Linked DNA regions of Homo sapiens: regions 1, 3, 4 and 5 are each linked to region 2. A link is a contact called in ENCODE Hi-C or POLR2A ChIA-PET data. All regions are on one chromosome and are shown on one strand. The core of a region is the stretch at or near the end of the contact, and the rest is flanking DNA. Distances in the headings are between cores, read along the strand shown.

Region 1 (2,700 bases), core at 1-2,500, 320 kb after region 2:
GGTACTCATCATGTCACATGCAAAAAACATCTTCAAGGTCACATACACTTGAGAAAGGCAGGGTAAAAGAGTTAAGTAAGATTCTTTTTTTTTCTTTTGAGACAGAGTCTCATTCTTCTGTCGCCCAGGCTGAAGTGCAGTGGTGTGATCTCAGTTCACTGCATCCTCTGCCTCCAGGGTTCAAGTGATTCTCCTGCCTCAGCCTCCTGAGTAGCTGGGACTATAGGCATGTGCCACCACACCCGTCTGATTTGTTTGTTTGTTTGTTTGTTTTAGTAGAGATGGGGTTTCACCATGTTGGCCAGGCTGGTTTCAAACTCCTGACCTCAGGTGATCCCCCCAACTTGGCCTCCCAAAGTGCTGAGATGACAGGCGTGAGCCACCGCACCTGGCTTAAGTAAGATTCTTTACTGCAGGACTTTAAAAACCTTTCAGTAAACTCTATCTACACCATTAATCTCTAGACATGGGGATTAGAGTATAGTATAATACATTGTCCATACTTCTTTGGCCATGGGATCTATTTTACATGTTCCATAAAAAACTTAGCAGGGTTGCAGAGCCAGAGTTCTTTGAAATCCCCTTAAGGTTACCTAAGGGGTAACAAGGGCTGTGGCAAGGACTAGACTCCGTTCCCTGCAGCCAACACTTGCCTCCAGGAGCCGGGCCATTGTCCCTCCTCTGCCAGCACCCTCCAGCCACAACCTGCTCTGGGACGGGCTGGAGCATCCCAGCATGAGTGGGAGATGGGCGCCTCCAGAGCAGGACTGTGTGCTGCCTCAAGGAGCTCCAGGAGTCTCTGGAGCACAGGAGTAGGGCCCCAGGCCCGGGAATTGGAAGGCTGAGGGTGGGGTGGAGGTTAGGGACAGCAGTTATTATGCACAGAGGCTCAGGACAGGGCCATGCTGTCCAGACCTCCTCAGTCCAGGCCTGTTGAGGGCCTTGCAGAACCTTGGGGCTGACCTCCCTGGCTCCTTCTTCCCTCCTGGGCATCCAATAACCTACCCTACTCTCAGAAGACTCAGCAGGCCTGGCAAGGAGGATGCTCAAGACAGGGGTCTGTCTACAACCTGTTGTAACACCGGTAAGAGAGAGCCAGGGAGGTCCCCACTGTGTTCCCAGCTCTGGGAGGTATGCCTGGCCCATAACTGCTGTTCCGTAATAACTTGCTTGTTGAATGCAAAATAAAAGCAAAATGATTTTTACCTGTTTCCGCGTGTCTTCCCTCTTCAGGGACCCTGGCAGCATCTGAGAGCAAAAGGAGAAGTACAGTAAAGTCTCTGGTGACAGAGGTTTCCCCTCCATGGCCACACCCCCTGCTTCTCTATGGCTCTGAGGGGGACCAAGCAGCACCGTGATCTGGGGAGTGGGGAAAAGAGACGATTGAGGGGGATGCGGGCTCGGAGTCAGATTGGAAGACTCGAATACGTATGGGCAGTTCTTCCTTTCCGTGTATGGGTTTGCAATATCAGATCAGTTTCAGAATGGGCTCCTCCACAACTCCCCCTCTACCCAGCTCTCAGGAAATGCGAATGACTCAAGCCAAGCAGGAGAACTGCAGCCCGCTGAAAAAGGCACAGGCCTACCTGAAAGTATTTGTAGTTTAGTGACACCATCCAGTTATTACCATTTCCACTCTTTTCATCATAGGCATAAATGGTGGGGAATCTGACCACCTACACTGAAGCCCCCAAGGGTTGAGGGAGGAGCACATAGATATTGAGGAGGAAAAAGATATCTCGGCCGGGTGCGGTGGCTCATGCCTGGAATCCCAACACTTTGGGAGGCTGAGGCGGGTGGATCACTTGAGGTCAGGAATTCGAGACCAGCCTGGCGAACATGGTGAAATTCCGTCTCTACTAAAAATACAAAAAATTAGCTAAGTGTTTTGGCAGGCGCCTGTAGTCCCAGCTACTCAGGGGGCTGAGGCAGGAGAATCACTTGAGCCCAGGAGGCGGAGGCTGCAGTGAGAAGAGATCACACCACTGCAGTCCAGCCTGGGTGACAGAGTGAGACTCTGTCTCAAAAAAAAAAAAAGAAAGAAAGAAAGAAAGAAAGAAAAAGAAAAGATATCTTGTAGGACTGGGCATGGTGGCTCATGCCTGTAATCCTAGCGCTTTGGGTGGCCAAGGCGGGTGGATTGCCTGAGCTCAGGAGTTCAAGACCAGCTTGGGCAACATGGTAAAACCCCATCTCTACTAAAAAAAAAAAAAAAAAAAATCCAAAAATTAGCTGGGTGTGGTGGCGGGCGCCTGTGGTCCCAGCTACTCAGGAGGCTAAGGCAGGAGAATCACTTAAGCCCGAGAGGCTGAGGTTGCAGTGAGCAGATCGCGCTGTGGCACTCCAGCCTGGGTGACAGAGCCAGATCCTGTCTCAAAAAAACAAAAAAGATATCTTGTAGGAAGTGTTATTGAATGGAGAGTCTTTAGGCTGAAACCTCATCACCTTTATAATCCTGTAGCCAGCGAGTGTCTCAGGAGCAGAACAGACAGCATTGGAAGCCATGCACATCCTACAGATGAAGAGGGATGCGCTGAGAGGTCTTCACTCCAGCACCACTGCCCTCTATGGGCAGCTGGCCATAGGGAGGGAAACAGAGAGAGGGAAGAACACCTTCTTCCAAAAGCACCGATAGGGCTGGGTGTGGTGACTTATGCCTGTAATACGCTTTGGGAGAGCAAGGCAAGAGGATTGCTTAAG
Region 2 (2,700 bases), core at 3-2,502:
CCCAAGAGGCGGAGGTTGCAGTGAGCCGAGATTGTGCCATTGTACTCCAGCCTGGGCGATACAGCAAGATCTTGTCTCAAAAAAAAAAAAAAAAATTAAAATTAGCCAGGTGTGGTGGCGCGTGCCTGTGGTCCCAGCTACTGAGGCAGGATCGCTTGCACAGGGAAGCAGAGGTTGCAGTGAGCCAAGATTTCTCCACTGCACGCCAGCCTGGGTGACACAGTGACCCTGTCTCAAAAAAGGAGAAAAACAAAAAAAAGGAATGTCTATGATTTTCATTGCTAACAAAATCACCGCTGCTGCTAGTACTACCGAGGTTGCTGCCTCAAAAGGTTAGTAAAAACACAGATGCAATTCCACCCCCCACCCCAATTCAAGTACTAGCATTCCTTGAATTCTACCAACTCTGCGGACCCAGGGTTAAACACCTTTAATATAATGTCTCTGAAGAAGTGACAGTGTTCGTCGGGAGCCTGAGAGAAAAGTATCTATATTCCAGGGAATCCTAGGAGTCGTGGGGCTATACAGAGACTTGCAGAGCAGTGTCAAATTCAAGCGACGCAAGGTGGTGGTGGGGGTCTGGAGCACTAAAACAGTCTTTCGGTGGGGAAGTGGGGTGTAAAACACCAGCTGCTGGGGCACAGACGCAGTAGGAAGGATCGTTACCGGCGAGATCTCTACCCGGTATCTGAGGATGAGGGTGCATCGGAGATGACGCTGCGGCCCCTCCAACGTCCAAAAGGGAGGATGGACTGGACACCCGGGAGCCAGGCTGCGGCCCAGGCAAGCCGCGAGAGGCCACGCCTGTGAATTAGCCATGAAGAGCCCTGGAGGACAAACTCCTGGGCCAAATCCTGGTCGCTGTGTAGGTTCAGCTAGGTCGCTTGGTATCTCTGAGCCTGTTTACTGACAAAAGGGGATAATCGCAGGCCCTATCTCATAGGGCTGGTGGGAGAGTTAAATAAATTAATTAAAGTTGTTTGGGATGTTGCCTGGCATCAAGGAAGAACCGTATCATTGTTAGCTCTTACGATGAACAGAACAGGGCCCCGGGGTCCAGGGAGGCCGGACGCCGCCAGCCGGAAGCCTCAACCCGTTCTCAGGGAAGCTGGGGTCCGGCTCCTCAGCCCGCTAGACTGGGGTCCCAGGTTACAGAACCCTCCACACTCACCTAAAGGCACCCCGGATTCAACCTGCAGCTCAATGTGACCCTCAGCAAAGACACCACAGTCGGACAGGAAGCGGAACTACTACCAGCCGGAAGCTGAGAGAGGTGGGGACTACGGGAGTCTTGCGAGCGGCTTCAGCTCCCTCCCAGGAGGAGGCCACTGAAGTCATTCAAGCCACGCCCAGCAAGAGAACTACGACTTTCTATTGGGCTAAATGCTTGTTCATCCTCACTTCTGGCCCAATCGTGAGCTTGCGCGGCTGGGGCTCGGGCGCCCGTGGGTTACCCGATCTCATCACCTCTGTGTCTTCACTCGGAGAGAGTGTTATAGATCCCGGGGCTGGCTGGAGGGTAGGTGTGGAGAAAAATGTCCCAGCGAAAGTACTTTTATTCATGCAAGAAATATTTATTGAACGCTTTTTCTGTGTCAGGTATTTCTTTTCTTTAAATTTTTTTTTTCTTTTTTTTAAATTTTTGAGACAGGGTCTTACTCTATGGCCCAGGCTGGAGTGCAGTAGCGCGATCTCAGCTCACTGCAACCTCCGCCTCCTGGGTTCAAGCGATTCTCCCGCCTCATCCTCCCGAGTAGCTGGGATTACAGATGCGCACCGCTACTCCTGGATATATATATGCATTTTATAGAGATGGGGTCTTGCTGTGTTACCCAGGCTGGACTCGAACTCCTGGTCTCTAAGCGATCCTCCCGCCTCGGCCTTCCAAAGCGTTAGGATTACCGGCGTGACCCACCGTATCCAGCCATCAGGCACTTTACGGGTTGAGAAAGCACGCTGCACAAAACACAAAAATCCCTACCCTTAAAATATATATATAGAGAGAGAGACGGAGTCTCACTCTGTCGCCCAGGCTGGAGTGCAGTGGCACGAACTTGGCTCACTGCAACCTGCGTCTACTCGGTTCAAGCGATTCTCCTGCCTCAGCCTCCCGAGTAGGTGCGATTACAAGCGCACGCCACCACTCCCGGCTAATTTTGGTATTTTTGGTAGAGATGGGATTTCACCATGTTGGTCAGGTTGGTCTTGAACTCCTGACCTCAGGTGATCTGCCCACCTCGGCCTCCCAAAATGCTGGGATTACAGGCGTGAGCTGCCCTACCTGGCCAATTTGGCTTTTTTTTTTTTTTTTTTTTTTTTTTTTTCAGACAGAGTTTTGCTCTTGTTGCCCAGGCTGGAGTGCAGTGGTGTGATCTTGGCTCACTGCAACCTCCACCTCCCGAGCTAGAGCGATTCTTCTGCCTCAGCCTCCCCAGTAGCTGGGATTACAGGCATGCGCCACCACACCTGGCTAATTTTGTATTTTTAGTAGAGATGCGGTTTGTCCATGTTGGTCAGGCTGGTCTTGAACTTTTGACCTCAGGTGATCTGCCCGCCTTGGCCTTCCAAAGTGCTGGGATTACAGGCGTGAGCCACCGTGCCCGGCTATATCTGTTCTTTTACATTATGTTTACCTCTTTTTGCCTCCCTCAACAGAAAAGAATTATCATAAAGGAAGAATTTTTGTCTGCCTTATTCATT
Region 3 (2,700 bases), core at 37-2,536, 400 kb after region 2:
GTTGCTGTGAGCTCAGGGAGGTGCTTCAACAGGAACGCCACCTGTCACCAGCTTGACACTCGCAAGTATGTGGTTTACAGAGTGCCTGGCACACATTGTTCCTTAATTGCCAGGACCAGTGAGGTAGCCACGATAATCATGCCCATTTTATAGACCCGTGGGGCTGAAGTGGCAGGTGCACGGTGACACGGCCAGTTTCCTTGGACTCGCCCGCCATCCCTCTTCCCAGCCTGTGGCCTCTGAACCACACCAGTCCCCTCTTCCCTTTGCCATTCACCCACAACAAGGGGCCTCTGTGTGGCCTGGGCAGGCAAGCCCAGATGGCCATGTTGATGCCCCCAGCGCCCAAGGCCCCACTTCAAAACCGACTACGAAGGATTCCAGGTTACCCGGGGCCTTTTGAATTTGGAGGGAAAACCATGGAGTTGTTTGCCTGAACTGCTTTGCCATGGAGGGACTAAAGCCCCCACAATATCTCCATCAGCCTCCCACCACCTCACCCTACTCTAAAGTCATTTCAAATGACTGAACCAAAAGTGTCTCGGGAAAGACCTCATCACCACCCAAATATCCCATCCAGGTGAAAGCCTGCCAGCAGAAGTCGGTTTCAAGTCCGTAAATCCATCCCACCAGACTCTTACGCACGTATAATCCGGAGCCCGCGGGAGGTGGGTGGGGTGCGGGGGATGGGGAGTCCCCAGTCCCACACCCACCCGAGGCCTAGGCATTGTTCCTTCGTCTCTGTCCCTCTAGGAAGCGTCTGATCCAGCCCTCCCGTGCCCTCTCCCCGTTACTCCAAAACTTAGAAATCCCCGGGTGCGCCCAAGTCCCATCCCGGCTTTTCTTTTCCCAGAGATCGGGCGGTCTTCCACTCCCTCCCCACAAAGAGTTCCATTCTCCCTGCCGCTCCGGGTCTCACCGTCCAGGGAGTTTCACTTCCTGCTATCTTCCAGATAAGGGCGCGGGGAGCGCTCCCCGGCACAAATGGGGAATTCCTCTCACTCCCGCGCGCAACAGATCGCCCAAGACCCAGGGGATCGGAAGGTCCCAGCCTCTGAGACCCCCGCTTCCCGCTTCCCGCCGCCTCCAACTCCATCCATCCCCCTCTACAGTTCCCTCCGGCGTTCCGCAGCGTCAGAGGCCCCGTGCCCCGTACCTGTGCACCAGGTGCTAAGCAGAAGCCACACGAAGACGACCGCGTCCCGGCCTGCGGCGGCCGGGTGGGAGCCCAGCCCTCTGGAGAGCCCGCCGGCCAACAGCGCCATCGCGGCCGTCTGGGCGCGTCTGGCCCGCGCGTCCCTTCCAAAGTACCTTAGGGGGCGCGGCGCGCACCAAGGCCAGGAGGGGTGCACGCTCCTCCCCTTCCCACTTCCGTTCCTTGTCCCTACTCCAAGTCCGTCCTGTTGCATTCTGGAAGTTTTAATGAGCGTAAACGACGTGGACAAAGGGCATGCTTTCAGATATGGGGGAGAAAGGTGCTTGACCCGCCGCGGTCCTCCGAGCCACACTCCACCCGCTGCGCGCTCCGGTGAATGGTTCGGCCCAGGTACACAAGGGTGGGAGCCGAGGGCTGGGCTTAGGGGTGAGCGGCGGGGAGGGGTTCCTCTGCCTCCCTCCCCGGAAGTGGGCTGACCCAGGTGCGCTCCGTCCCCCAGGGCCCGAACCAAGTGACTGGCCCGCTGGGAGGGCGCCTGCGGACCACAGGTCCCTTCCGGCCCCCATCTGCTCCGGCCAAACCAAGCGCACCGAGATCCATGCAACCGAGACCCACTTGGAGCGATTCACCTGTTGAGATAGGGCGGGTCCCGCCGCGCACCTGTTCCCTCCCTGCCCAAACCCCTCTCCCCGGCTGGCGATGGACCCGCCTAGGTGCGCCCTGCCGGGAGGAGCGAGTCTAAGCAAAGTCCTGGCTGGGAGAGGCTTGTTGGTGGCGCCTGACTTCTCCACTTCCACTGGGGTTCCTCCGGACCGGGTGGAGGGGGGGCGCTTCGGGCCTCCTGTGTCTCCCAGTTAGATGACCTGAGGAACCCTCTAAAGTCCCCGGAAGGGAAGCTCTGCCCCCTCAGGGATGCCCAAGGGGAATCAGGGCCAGGAAAAGTTGGAATTCCACTTCGGAAGTTTTCGCCACCTCCCCCACCCGTTCCCAACTTGTGGTTCGGCCCCTGGGCATCCCTAGCCCCCGGGTCAGCCCTCCGGAAATTCTGGCTCTTAAAGGGGCCGAGCGAAGGCGCGGGGCTTGGGACCGGTTTCCGCTTAGGAATTCCCGGAACGAGCCACCTGCGACCGAGGGCGGGGGCGCGGCGCGGCGATCAGCCTGCGCAGCGCTGGGCGTGACTCTGCTGTCTCCAGGTGGCGGCGAGGGAAAGCGCATCCTGGGGGAACCCTGGGCGCTTCCTCGCGTTAGACTCCCCCAGGTTGCCAACTGGCCAGTGGCTGGTTTCGGTACCCAGGCGTGCTTTGTTCTACTGGCCCTGTTAAAACTCAAGCCAGATCACGTCCACCTGCTCACAGCCCTCCTGTGGCTCCTCCTCACTCTCAGCAGAAACTGACCTTCCCCCTCTTATCTCACCTCCTCCCACTCTCTCTGGCTTACTCAGCTTCGGACACCCTGGCCTCCTCGCTGTTTCCAACTATACTTCTCACAGTCCTCAGAGCCATCGCCCGTGCTACTCCCTCTGCCAGAACACCCTTCCCGCAGAT
Region 4 (2,700 bases), core at 119-2,618, 510 kb after region 2:
AGATATGGCTCAGTGCAGCAGCCCCCGCCTGCTGGGAAGCGCGGAAGGGAGGGAGCCATCCAAGTGGAATTCGGGTTCCCTTCACTGCCAGGGGCTTCTCAGCACCCCTGGTCCCCTGCCCTCAGTGCTGGAGACCCTTGCTGGGCACTGGCTCCCTCTTGAAGCAGTCTGTGCCTTGCTCATCTGCAGAAGCAGGATTAGCAGTGGGGGCTATTAGGGGGCGACGGTAGAAGTGGGTGTTTAAGTGGGTGCATAACTGGGTTAATTGGTGTGGAATGGAAATCAGTGTGTGGCTGGATGGGGGCAGTAGGGGCAGCTAGGTGTATACCCAACAGCACCTCTGGGATTGGAAAACACCCCTGCTGTGGGCTGGAAGGAGGGTCCCATCGCCCCATTCCCACACATAGGGTCTCACTGCAGTGGTTTGGGCCCCACCCCACATGGCTCCCTTCTTCTCTTTCTACTCCCCTCTCTCCCCATGGGTCCGTCTCTCTCCCTCCGTCTCTCTGCTTCTCTCTCCATAGCGGTCTCAATCCCACTATCTCCCAGGCTCTCATTTTTTTTTCTCTCTCTCTCTGCATCTCTGTCTACTGCTCTCAGCCTCTCCCCTCCACTGGGAATCTCTCTGAGTCCATCTATTTGTCTTCCTGGGTCTTTGTATCTGTGACTCTGGATCTCCTGCCTCTCTTGGTCTCTGTCTCTTCCAGGTTCTCCCTGTCTGTCTCTTGCTATATCCCTTCTCTCTGTCTCTTCCTTCAGCTCTCACTCCTTTCCTCTGAACCTGGCTGTCAAGGGTTTCAGGAAACAGACACCCTAGGAGACAGCACTGGAAAGAAGAGGGACATGAACCTCCTCCCCTTCCCTTGCCCACCCCAGGGACCCTGAAATCTTCCAGAACGTCTCTGGTCGCAGACCCACCCGCTCCCACCCTGCAAGCTCATCTCTTCCCCGTCTGCTACCACCACGGTGCGGGACCAGCCACCCGGTTGCCATAGCGACCTGTCCGAGCATCCCTTCTCCCGGGACTGCCACTCTCCAACCGCAGGTCTGGCACAGGACGCCTGCCGGGGAGGGGGTGTCCCAGAGACCCGGAGGGGCGATCGGGGGGGCGCATTACAGGGGCTTCCGCCCACAGGAGGAGCGGACCTCCCTCCCCCAACTCCCTTGCCTTACCATTGCTTGAATCTCCCGACACCCTCTCTCCTAGGCTCTCAGATCCCGGAGCCCCCCTGCAACCCCCTCCCCAAACGACGCTCACCCTTTGTGGGGGTCTGGGTCGGGGTCGCCATGCTGGGCCGGAGCAGGGGGCTGCTGGATGCTTTGGCGGCGAAGGCGCGCTGCAGCAGCTGGAAGCAGGACGGACCGATGTGGGGGGGAGCTGGGGGGAGCCCTGGCGTGGGGGGGCCTGCAGCCAATGGGGGCCCGGGGAGCCCGCCCCCGTGCAGGCCACCCCCGCCCCCGCCCCCGCCCACCACCGTCGTCCCCGCCCCTTCCTCTAGGGTGGGGCGCCCCCTGCTGGGGCCCAGTGGCGCTGGCGTTTCGCGCTGAGGGACCGAGACCGACAAAGTGCTGTCGAGAGGAACGCACGTTTTATTGGAAGTCTTGGCGGCAGGGGGAGTCTGCGGGGGCAGGGCTGGGGAAGGGGCGGCGGAGGGGGCGGTGGGCGCGCAGGTGGAGCGTGGGAGATGTCAGGTGCCAGGGGAGTCCTGTGAGGGTGAAAAGGGTGAGAGGCGAGGGGGGACGTCCAGCCCCACCCCTCGCCGCCCTTCAACTCTGGCACTTGGCCCCCTCCCTCTCCCGCCTTTCCTTCCTCCCTCCTTCCCTCCCACCGCCGTGTCAGAGCTGCAGCACCTGGCCGGATTCCATCGCTCCAGGTGTTTCTACCGCCTGCGGGTGGACAGACCTGGGGGGAACACGGAGATCGGGGGTCATTCTGGAGAGGCATCCCCAGCTCCTGGGCAGGTGGGGCCCGCGGCGGGGCAACTCCCCGCCCTCCGCTTTCAGATCCAGCCCTTCCCTCTACGCAGCCAGGGAGGGCCGGGAAAAGCGGTCCTTGGAACCAGCCCTCTCCCCAGAATACCCGCAGTCTCCCCAGACTCACGGCGGATGGAGCTGCGGAAAGTTCCCTCCTCTTCATCGGGTTCCCCAGTCCTGGGAAGACAGAGGCAGAGGGATTTCGGGATGGAAAGGGGGAGAGGCTGCCCTTCTAGGAACCCCCCAGTACAAGCCTCCTTTCCCAGATTGGTGTAACTAGGCCCAGATATGGACGAAGAGCAGGCTCGGGGTCCGCCAGAAATGAGGAGCACCCAGGAGCAGCTTATGTGCTGGCAGGGGGCTTCTAAGCTGGTTAACAGTGAGTACCTCCGCGGATTTGGGGGCAGGGATGTGAAGTTGGTGGGGGAGGGATAGTCATGGGGACTTGGCAGACTGCCATGAGATGGCCTGGGTTGGAAACCCAGAACCCCCCATCTTCCACTTGAGTGATCTTGAACAAAGTGACTTTACCTCCCTGTGCCTTAGTTTCCTCATCTGTCAAATGGGGTTAATAACAGCACCTCCCTCCCAGAGGAAGTGAAACCGTATCTAACACGTGGTACACACCCAGTAAATATTAGCTACTACTTATGATAATATCTATAATTGTTCTAACATATTCATACATTGTCCATGCTTTAACATTTTATTCGAAGAGGAATCAAA
Region 5 (2,700 bases), core at 62-2,561, 370 kb before region 2:
AAACAGTCCTGGAAGTGCTAATTACAGGACCCCCCAAGTCTTCCTACCCTCTGCACCCTCAAGAAACCCCCAGTGCCTTGTATGAAGCCCACCCCACATGGCCCACAGCTCCTGTGCTGGCCAGACTCCCAGAAAATTCTCTATTTTTTAAGTAACGACTTCCCCCTTTGGGGGACCCCAAAATTTGGAGGCCCCATTCTAGGACTCTGGGGATCCCAAACCCTAGAGTACACACGTCCCAAACTCCCCTGTGCCCTCAAGTCCTACAGCCCCTAGAAGACCCCAATGCCGTAACTCCTAGGACCCCCAAATCATGGAATCCCAAATCCCCAGGGAATCCCAAATTTGAAAATCCAATCCCAAGTCCCCAGGAAACCCAATCATGAGGTCCTTGTGCCTGGTATGGAGGAGACTGCAGTCAGGATATGCATTCCAGGCTCCCAGACACCTCAAGCCCTATTCACAGGCACCAGGAAACCCCACACAGGAATTCCCATCCCTGGAAACTGGAGAATTTCAATGCCCCGAGTCCATGGGTTTCAAGACACCAAATTCCAAGAGCCCCAGCCCTAAGGGAACCCCAAATCCTAAAGCCTCCATCTCTAATAAATGGAAGGCCCCAAGGCCCTGAGGGGATCTCAAATCCTGGAACCCCGATTTCAATCTACGTTCTAGTCACTGGCCTCAAAGGACCCCACAGCACCTGGGCCAGACCAACAGCTCGAGGGAGAACCTGAAGGCCCAGGGGGTCCAGGGCGGACCTGGGGCCCCGACCACCAAGGACAGCTCACGACTGCCCCTTCACTGCATGTCCCCAAACTCAGCATGACTCCTGTCCTCTTCAATAAAGACGTTTCTATGGCCTCTCTGTGTCGGGTCATTGGGGGTTTCCCTTGCTGGGAGAAGACGGGAAAGGAAGTGCTTCCTTCAGTCTCACCTCCCTGCGGCGTGGGCAGGTGATGGCGCTGGCCGCGGGAAGTCCTTCTAGCAGCCTCTCATGTCTTCCCGCGGCTGTCACGGCTGCCGCCCCCGTCCCACCCATCGGGGTCCACTCCGCCAATGGCCAGGTTCAGTTCCTAAGTTCTGAGTGGCCAGTGCCAGACGACGATGCCCCGCCCACGCCCTCCTGCCAATGGCTCAGAGGCCAGGAGGCGCGGCCTATCCTTAGGCGAGCATGAAGGGGGCGGGCGAATACTGAGTGAGAGCGCCGATTGGGTGGAAGGCGGGCCCTTGAAGCCTCTGGGAGCTCCCATTGGCCTGCGGACTCTGCGTCTGTAATGTGGGGCGGAAATGGCTGGGAGGGGGATGGGGATGTTGAATTTGGAAATTGGAGGGGACGCTGGTGGACGGTCAGTTTTGGGGAGTGCTGGGGGTAGAGATGGATGTCAATAGGGCTGAAAGTGGGGATCCGGGGGAGCCCAGAGTAGGAGTCCGAGGAGGCTCAGAGCTTGGAGTCCTAAAAGGCTCGGAGTCGGGGATCTGAATGGTTCAGGGAGGGAAGAAGATTTGGGAGTCAGCCTCAGAGCTAAAGATCTCAGGGTGCTGGAGTGAAGGGGCGCTCAGGAGGGGAAATCCGAGGGGCGTCCAAATGGGGGGATCCGAGGAGGCTGAGGGTGGACATGTCTGAGGAGGCTCAGATTGGGGTCACAGGAGTGCACAGAATGGGATTCGGTGGGGGGCGGGGGTCGCTGAGTGTTGATAGCCGGGCTCACAGTTGCAGGTCTGAAGCGGGGTCTCAAGGTGTTTAAAGGGGCTCTGGAGTGCAGCCCTGGGGGCTATGTGTAGAGCTTTTGAGAAAGGCTCCCTGTGTGTGGGGCCAGAGAATGTTCTCTGTGGGAGGATTGAGAAGGCATATGTGTAGTTGGATGGGCCCTTAGTGGACAGAGTAATGGGGGATTATTCTTGGGGCTCATTGTGTCCGGGCATGGAACGTAGGGGCTCTCTGTGTGGCTTGTAAGATGCTGAAGACTCAGATTTTAGAGACCAAGTGCGTTTCAGAAGAGGGCTGAGGTGAGGCCTGGCCTGTGATGGGGTGGAATGCTGCATCATGGTGTTAGGGCGGGAGGCCTAGTGACTTCAGTATGTCCTCCCCTCCCTACAGGATTGGGTGCAAGGAGTTGGTGTTGATGGAGGAGCAGGACGCCAGAGTCCCAGCCCTGGAACCGTTCAGAGTGGAGCAGGTTGTCAGAACTCAGGGTGCAGAGGGTGAAGGAGGCAGGCTGATTCCTGAGTTCTTGGGTTGGGACTGCCCCCTTCCACCAAATTCATTCTTACTGTCAGAGTCCATTCTGGAATGGCACTGGTCCCTTGACTTTAGACCCTGACCTGTCTGAGGACATCCTGAGCCTGTCTCCAGGCATAGGGGTTGCTCTGTGATGATATGTCCTCTGTGTGGGTTGAAGGGCCACACCTTCAGGGGGTCTTTCTATCCTAGGCACCACCTGTAATCTACTATGTCCCTGACTTCATCTCCAAAGAAGAGGAGGAGTATTTGCTTCGACAGGTGACCTCAGTGCCCTACTGGTCTGTTTTCCCACTCTTCCCATATTCCTCCCCAATGTCCATCCTCTGTATGAGAGCCCCCAAGGCTGCAGTGAAGACCCCGACAGAAGGAACAAGGAAGTTACAGAGCTCATACTCCCTCTACTGAGATAGCCCAATCCTGCTAGCTTAGAGAATAGGGGGTTATAAACATAGGCT

What was found. A loop is a pair of places that touch in the nucleus more often than their neighbours do. ChIA-PET counts read pairs that join two places held with the same protein, here RNA polymerase II (POLR2A). Pooled maps may share reads with other maps.
Region 1: a loop to region 2 is called in a pooled map, with 3 times the contacts of the local background. The contact joins the promoter of CD22 here to the promoter of COX6B1 in region 2. A Hi-C loop is called at or near these places in 10 of 37 single-sample maps with no recorded cell type and 9 of 50 pooled maps. POLR2A ChIA-PET finds 5 or more read pairs at or near these places in 2 of 52 experiments (BJ and activated B cell).
Region 3: a loop to region 2 is called in a map of mucosa of descending colon, with 10 times the contacts of the local background. The contact joins the promoter of LSR here to the promoter of COX6B1 in region 2. A Hi-C loop is called at or near these places in 1 of 168 maps with a recorded cell type or tissue (mucosa of descending colon), 4 of 37 single-sample maps with no recorded cell type and 4 of 50 pooled maps. POLR2A ChIA-PET finds 5 or more read pairs at or near these places in 3 of 52 experiments (B cell, GM12878 and H1).
Region 4: a pooled map shows a loop between it and region 2 (5-fold over the local background). The contact joins the promoter of FXYD7 here to the promoter of COX6B1 in region 2. A Hi-C loop is called at or near these places in 2 of 168 maps with a recorded cell type or tissue (CD8-positive, alpha-beta T cell and naive thymus-derived CD4-positive, alpha-beta T cell), 1 of 37 single-sample maps with no recorded cell type and 10 of 50 pooled maps. POLR2A ChIA-PET finds 5 or more read pairs at or near these places in 1 of 52 experiments (activated naive CD4-positive, alpha-beta T cell).
Region 5: a loop to region 2 is called in a map of ascending aorta, with 2.6 times the contacts of the local background. The contact joins the promoter of ALKBH6 here to the promoter of COX6B1 in region 2. A Hi-C loop is called at or near these places in 1 of 168 maps with a recorded cell type or tissue (ascending aorta), 5 of 37 single-sample maps with no recorded cell type and 12 of 50 pooled maps. POLR2A ChIA-PET finds 5 or more read pairs at or near these places in 5 of 52 experiments (HEK293, HEK293T, Panc1 and 2 more).

What each region holds. Positions count from the first base shown.
Region 1 is chr19:35,327,737-35,330,436 of GRCh38, reverse strand. CD22 (CD22 molecule) reads right to left here and starts at 1,250. Exons shown (of 14, transcript NM_001771.4): 1 at 1,207-1,250. RefSeq lists enhancers at 504-553, 624-673.
Region 2 is chr19:35,646,875-35,649,574 of GRCh38, reverse strand. It overlaps COX6B1 (cytochrome c oxidase subunit 6B1), which reads right to left and starts at 1,252. Exons shown (of 4, transcript NM_001863.5): 1 at 1,172-1,252. RefSeq lists enhancers at 991-1,040, 1,201-1,260.
Region 3 is chr19:35,247,588-35,250,287 of GRCh38, reverse strand. It overlaps LSR (lipolysis stimulated lipoprotein receptor), which reads right to left and starts at 1,286. Exons shown (of 10, transcript NM_205834.4): 1 at 1,157-1,286. The coding sequence starts at 1,265. RefSeq lists silencers at 1,123-1,192, 1,603-1,682 and enhancers at 795-1,596, 1,597-2,399, 2,533-2,700.
Region 4 is chr19:35,141,923-35,144,622 of GRCh38, reverse strand. It overlaps FXYD7 (FXYD domain containing ion transport regulator 7), which reads right to left and starts at 1,368. Exons shown (of 6, transcript NM_022006.2): 1 at 1,259-1,368. The coding sequence starts at 1,289. FXYD1 (FXYD domain containing ion transport regulator 1) reads right to left here. Exons shown (of 8, transcript NM_021902.4): 6 at 2,102-2,151; 7 at 1,852-1,903; 8 at 1,514-1,706. The coding sequence ends at 1,881. RefSeq lists enhancers at 585-1,146, 1,147-1,707.
Region 5 is chr19:36,012,824-36,015,523 of GRCh38, reverse strand. It overlaps ALKBH6 (alkB homolog 6), which reads left to right and starts at 1,311. Exons shown (of 7, transcript NM_032878.5): 1 at 1,311-1,349; 2 at 2,102-2,180; 3 at 2,435-2,503. The coding sequence starts at 2,127. CLIP3 (CAP-Gly domain containing linker protein 3) reads left to right here. Exons shown (of 14, transcript NM_015526.3): 14 at 1-864. LOC101927572 (a long non-coding RNA gene) reads right to left here and starts at 1,022. Exons shown (of 4, transcript NR_170988.1): 1 at 938-1,022. RefSeq lists an enhancer at 822-921.